Linked DNA regions of Homo sapiens: region 2 is linked to region 1. A link is a loop called in an ENCODE intact Hi-C map of the cell type or tissue named here. Cell type or tissue: dorsolateral prefrontal cortex. All regions are shown on one strand.

Region 1 (2,500 bases):
TTGAACCCAGGAGGCGGAGGTTGCGGTGAGCCAAGATTGCACCATTGCACTCCAGCCTGGGCAACAAGAGCGAAACTCCGTCTCAAAAAGTTTTTTAAAAAAAAGAACGAGAGCAACTGGTTGAACAGGTGTGTCAGGCACTGGGCATTCGGTGGGGATTGAGCCAGAATGTGATTCCTGCCTTGGTGGAATTCACACTCGTATGTGACCGACAACAACCAGTAAACAAACGAATGGGTGGTGACAAGTGCCGTGGAGGCCACAGTGATGGAGAAGCCCATTAGGGCAGTGGTCAGGGAGGTCCGCTCTGTGGAGGAGGCATCGCACGCACGTACAATGTCCCTGAGGCAGGAAAGGGCTTGGTGGGCTGGGAATGGGGGTGGAGGCTGCCATGGCTGGAGGTGGGCAGGGGAAGGCGGAGGCCAGGAGTTGGGGTTCATTCACAGCATAGTGGGAGCTGCCAGAGGCCTCAGGCAGAAGACCTGGTGCCTGACTTCTGTGCGGGTTTCTGATCAAAGGGGAAAGACGGACCCAGGAAAGCCGTTGGGAGGCTGCTCCCGAGGTCGAGGAGTGAGGAAGGAGGGGAAGACTGGGGGCACTCGGAACTTGTCTAGGGATGACCAGATGTCATGATGGACCTGGGGATTAAAATAGGTGATGGCATTAAAATACTGAAATTGAGACTTAAAAAACAGGCCAGGCGCGGTGGCTCACACCTGCATTCCCAGCACTTCAGGAGGCTGACGCCAGAGGATCGCTTGAGTTCAGTAGTTTTAAGACCAGCCTGGCCAACACGGTGAAACCCCGTGTCTACCAAAAATACAAAATTAGCCAAATTAGCCGGGCGTGGTGGCGGGCGCCTGTAGTGCCAGCTACTTGGGAGGCTGAGGCGGGAGAATCGCTTGAACCTGGGAGGTGGAGGTTGCAATGAGCCAAGGTCGCGCCACTGTACTCCAGCCTGGGCGACAGAGCGAGACTCCGTTTAAATAAATAAATAAATAAACCAATCACACAAGCACAGCACCGCAGCGCAATGGCAACGCCCAGGGCGGCCCGCAGACCCCAATCCCGGGCCCCTCCTGGCCTCTGCCAACGCAGCTCCCTGACCCGGAACTTTCGTGGTGTCGGGCGAGAGTTTGTGCCCACTTCCTGAGAGGGATGGGTAAGAAGAGGACCACTTCCGGCGAGGGACGGGAAAGACAGCGGCTTCCGGCGCGGCGGTTCCGGACAACCGTGCGCTTTTAGTAAAAGATTGGGGTTCGCGCGGGGGAGAAGGGCTGCCCCGGGCCCTCTGGTTCTCGTCCCGCAGCGTCCGCTCCCCCGCGCCACTGCGCCGCTCCCAGGAACCCTGTACTCCGGGGTCGCCGGCTTCTCTCCTGCCTCCGGTCCCGCCAGACACCTCGAGCTCCTTAAGTAGCTCGGTCCTTGACGTCCCTCTGGGCCCTTCCCGCGTCTATCGCCTGAGTCCCCGGGCCCCTCTAGCCCTCTGTTCCCTCCCCTCTTTTGTTCCTCCCTAGAGCCCCGCCGCCCTCAGGGCTGACAGTGTGGACGGCGGGAGTCTCCTCGCTCCCCTGCTGGGATTGACTGACCGAGCGTTTAGTGACTGCCCAGATCTGGCTGATGGGGGTACCGAGAGGTGGCCTGGGCCGGGAATGTCCAGCTAGAGTCTTCCGTGGAAGTCAGACATGAAACTGACAGGCCTAAGGGAAGCTAGGAAGTCCCCTCACCGCTCAGCCAGGGTGATGGGCTGGACTGACAGACTCCAGTGAATTTGAGCTTGCCTGTCAGGCTGATTGGCTGATAGACAGCCCTGGATTGGCTCACTAAGACTGACCAGCCCGGGACCAAGCAGTTCTGGGGTCCCAACCTGGGTGGAAGGTCTGAACTGATGACCCACCCAGGCTGACCAGGCCAGCCCACCTCACTGACCTCCTGACCCCTGACCTCATCACCTGTGCAGCCATGGAGAAGATGTCCCGTGTGACCACAGCCCTGGGTGGCAGCGTGCTGACAGGCCGCACCATGCACTGCCACCTGGATGCTCCCGCCAATGCCATCAGTGTGTGCCGCGACGCAGCCCAGGTGGTCGTGGCAGGCCGTAGCATCTTCAAGATCTATGCCATCGAGGAGGAACAGTTCGTGGAAAAGCTGAACCTGCGTGTGGGGCGCAAGCCTTCGCTTAACCTGAGCTGTGCTGACGTGGTCTGGCACCAGATGGATGAGAACCTGCTGGCCACAGCAGCCACCAATGGCGTGGTGGTCACGTGGAACCTGGGCCGGCCATCCCGCAACAAGCAGGACCAGCTGTTCACAGAACACAAGCGCACGGTAAACAAAGTCTGCTTCCACCCCACCGAAGCCCACGTGCTGCTCAGTGGCTCCCAGGATGGCTTCATGAAGTGCTTTGACCTCCGCAGAAAGGACTCTGTCAGCACCTTCTCGGGTGAGGCCACAGAGGCAGGTCAGGGCAGGTGGGCGTCTCTGCCGGTGCCCAGCCTGT
Region 2 (2,500 bases), 610 kb before region 1:
TTGTTTTCAAGACAGCAGAAGCTCCCTGAATGTGTGTTCATGCTGGGCCAGCACCGTGCTGGGGTAAAGGAGGATCCATTCCGGCCACCACCTCCGTCCTGAGCTGACAGGCCGCTGGGGAGATGGTCAGCAAGGGGGGAGTTGCTGCAGAGCCAGAGCCACACTATTGTGAGGACAGTGAAAGAGGCCCCAACACCCTCACAGGTCCGGGCAGCCTTCCTAGAGGAGGTGGCATTGAGGTGGGCATGGAGTTTCCGGGATGCAGCGGTGAAGGGTGAGGTCAGAGAGAGTGGGCCAGGGCGTGGTTCAGAATGGCCAGGCTGAGGGCTCAGGGGTGGGGGCTGCCTGAATCGAGCCCAGCAAGGAATTCGGACTCCCCCCTGCCGGCAGAGGGGCACCAGAGTAGGGTCTTCATAACACAAGCGATTGGCATTCTGCTTGGATCAGAGCTGTGGAGCAGCTGGGAGGGGCAGGACCCTCGCGGGAAACCTCTCAGCCGAACTCCTGCAGAAATCTGGGGTGTGGGGGCTCGGTGGTGTGGACAGGGCCACGCAGAGAGGTGGATGGAGGGGTACCTGGGACTCAGACTTGCAGGGAGTGGGAGGGCAGGGGGAGTCCAGGGTGACCCCCTGGCCTAGCGTTTGCGTGGCTGGGGGATGCCGGGTCCGCAGGTCTGGGTGGCCGAGGGTCGAGGGGGGAGCTCAGGTTGGGTCCTGCTGGGCTCCCGGAGCCTGGGACCCGGTGGAGTGCAGACCTGGCTGTCCCGGCTGGGCAGGTGCGTGAAGCCCCATGAGGAGGCGGCCCGGGAGGGGGCGGGCAGAGGCAAGAGGGCTGTGCCGGGACCCAAGCGACGGCAGCAGGGGTCAGCAGAGGGGCCTGCGGCGGGGTGGACGCTGGAGCAGGAGACCAGGGGAGGTTTGTCAACAGGGCTCCACAGACGGCCAGCCGGGCAGAGCTGCCGGGAGTCCGTCCGCCTCCTGGGCTGCCTGCCGCCCCCTGCTGGCCCTGCCGTGAAACGCTGGTGCCTCAGGGGACACGGCCATGGCCCTGGAGTGGGTGTCACCGTGGGGCCGCCCCCGGGAGGGGCTCTGCCTGAGCCTGTGGAGACCCCTCCAGGGACACCGGATGCCTGAGCCCAGAGCCGCGCCTGCAGAGTGGGCTGTGCTTGTGTTGGGGCACGAAGGACACGCTTTGGCCAGGACAGTGGGGCACTGACTGGTGTCTAAGATGCTTGAGGCAGGGCAGGCAGACCTGCAGTCACTCCTCTGCAGAGTCGCACACCGGGGCGTGTGGGCTCTCAGCCCTCACCCCACCCAGCAGGAGGGCGTGGGGAGGCGGGGCAGCGGGTTGGACCAGGTCTCCTGACATGGGGCTGCAGCCAGGTGGGGTTGGGCTCCTGGGATTCCCATGCGCGTGGACGGTGGGTCAGATGCTGTAGCCGCCATCTGAAGCCGACGTGTGAAACTTCAGCTTCTTAGCAAGGTAGACTGATGCTTTTTTTTATTTTTTAAGACTGAGTTTCGCTCTTATGGACCAGGCTGGAGTGCAATGGCATGTTCTCGGCTCACTGCAATCTCTGCCTCCTGGGTTCAAGTGATTCTTGTGCCTCAGCCTCCCACGTAGCTGGGATTACAGGCGCCCACCAGGCCTGGCTCATCTTTTGCATTTTTAGTAGAGATGGGGTTTTGCCATGTTGGCCAGGGCTGGTCTCCATCTCTTGACCTCAGGTGATCCGCCTGCCTCAGCCTCCCAAAGTGTTGGGATCACAGGCGTGAGCCACCACACCCGGCCTCCCGCGCGACCCTGGCACTGTTAAAATTTTTTTTTTTTTTAAACAAACTTCAGCTTCTTAGACGGGCTTTCAGGGCTACAGAAATCGCTCACGTTTTACACCCGCTTATGTAAGTGTGTGTGCGCTGGAGCGGGTGTACACAGGCATGTTCACTGCACCTGTATACAGGTGCAGGCGTTTCAGGGGGGCATTAGCTACACAGCATTTCTCAACCTTTTGGAAGCTGGGGTAATTTGGCTCTGAAACCTGTTCCCTGGGTCGTGCCCTCTTGCGGATCCAGGAGAGCAGGGACATTTGCCTGTGCGTTCACTGCCGTATTCTTGGTGTCTGGAGCAGTGCCTGACCTGTGGCGGGTGCTTAGTGAGTTATCCGTGCAATGAATGAATGAATCAATGAATGAATGAATGAATGAATGAACGAACCAGCCGGAACCTTGCTGGCCGTTGACTGAAAATGTCTGGATTCAATTGACTGAATCAAACAGACTTAGAGCTTGAGAGGGAAAAATTATTTCACTTAGAAAATAAAAGTTATCTCTGCAGGACTAGACATGAAAGGAAAAAAAAAAGAAAAAAGAAAAAAGTTCTACCTTTGCCCCCGCGGTTCTCAGGTTTCACCTGACGTGGTGAAATACGCTGTAGGTCACATGCGTAGGTTTGGCCGCTGGCCGTCCAGTAGTCCTCCCACCCCGGGGGACGGGTGCGGGGG

The links. Hi-C counts contacts between places; a loop is a spot of excess contacts. Peaks named below come from ENCODE experiments on the same cell type or tissue, not always from the same donor. Only the 100,000 strongest peaks of a DNase experiment are listed, where the experiment ranks them.
Region 2: a loop joins it to region 1, with 2.6 times the contacts of the local background. A loop is called at or near these places in 3 of 110 quality-filtered maps.

Annotation. Positions count from the first base shown.
Region 1 is chr16:689,103-691,602 of GRCh38, reverse strand. WDR24 (WD repeat domain 24) reads left to right here and starts at 1,205. Exons shown (of 9, transcript NM_032259.4): 1 at 1,205-2,443. The coding sequence starts at 1,963. RefSeq lists an enhancer at 777-1,324. In dorsolateral prefrontal cortex, a CTCF peak has its summit at 1,145; a DNase peak (open chromatin) is centred at 1,182; H3K4me3 peaks cover 1,840 bases; H3K27ac peaks cover 1,130 bases.
Region 2 is chr16:1,299,571-1,302,070 of GRCh38, reverse strand. UBE2I-AS1 (UBE2I antisense RNA 1) reads left to right here and starts at 2,466. Exons shown (of 2, transcript NR_198996.1): 1 at 2,466-2,500. RefSeq lists silencers at 725-774, 945-1,094. In dorsolateral prefrontal cortex, CTCF peaks have their summits at 809 (motif pointing right) and 1,012 (motif pointing left); a DNase peak (open chromatin) is centred at 1,000; H3K4me3 peaks cover 638 bases; H3K27me3 peaks cover 2,148 bases.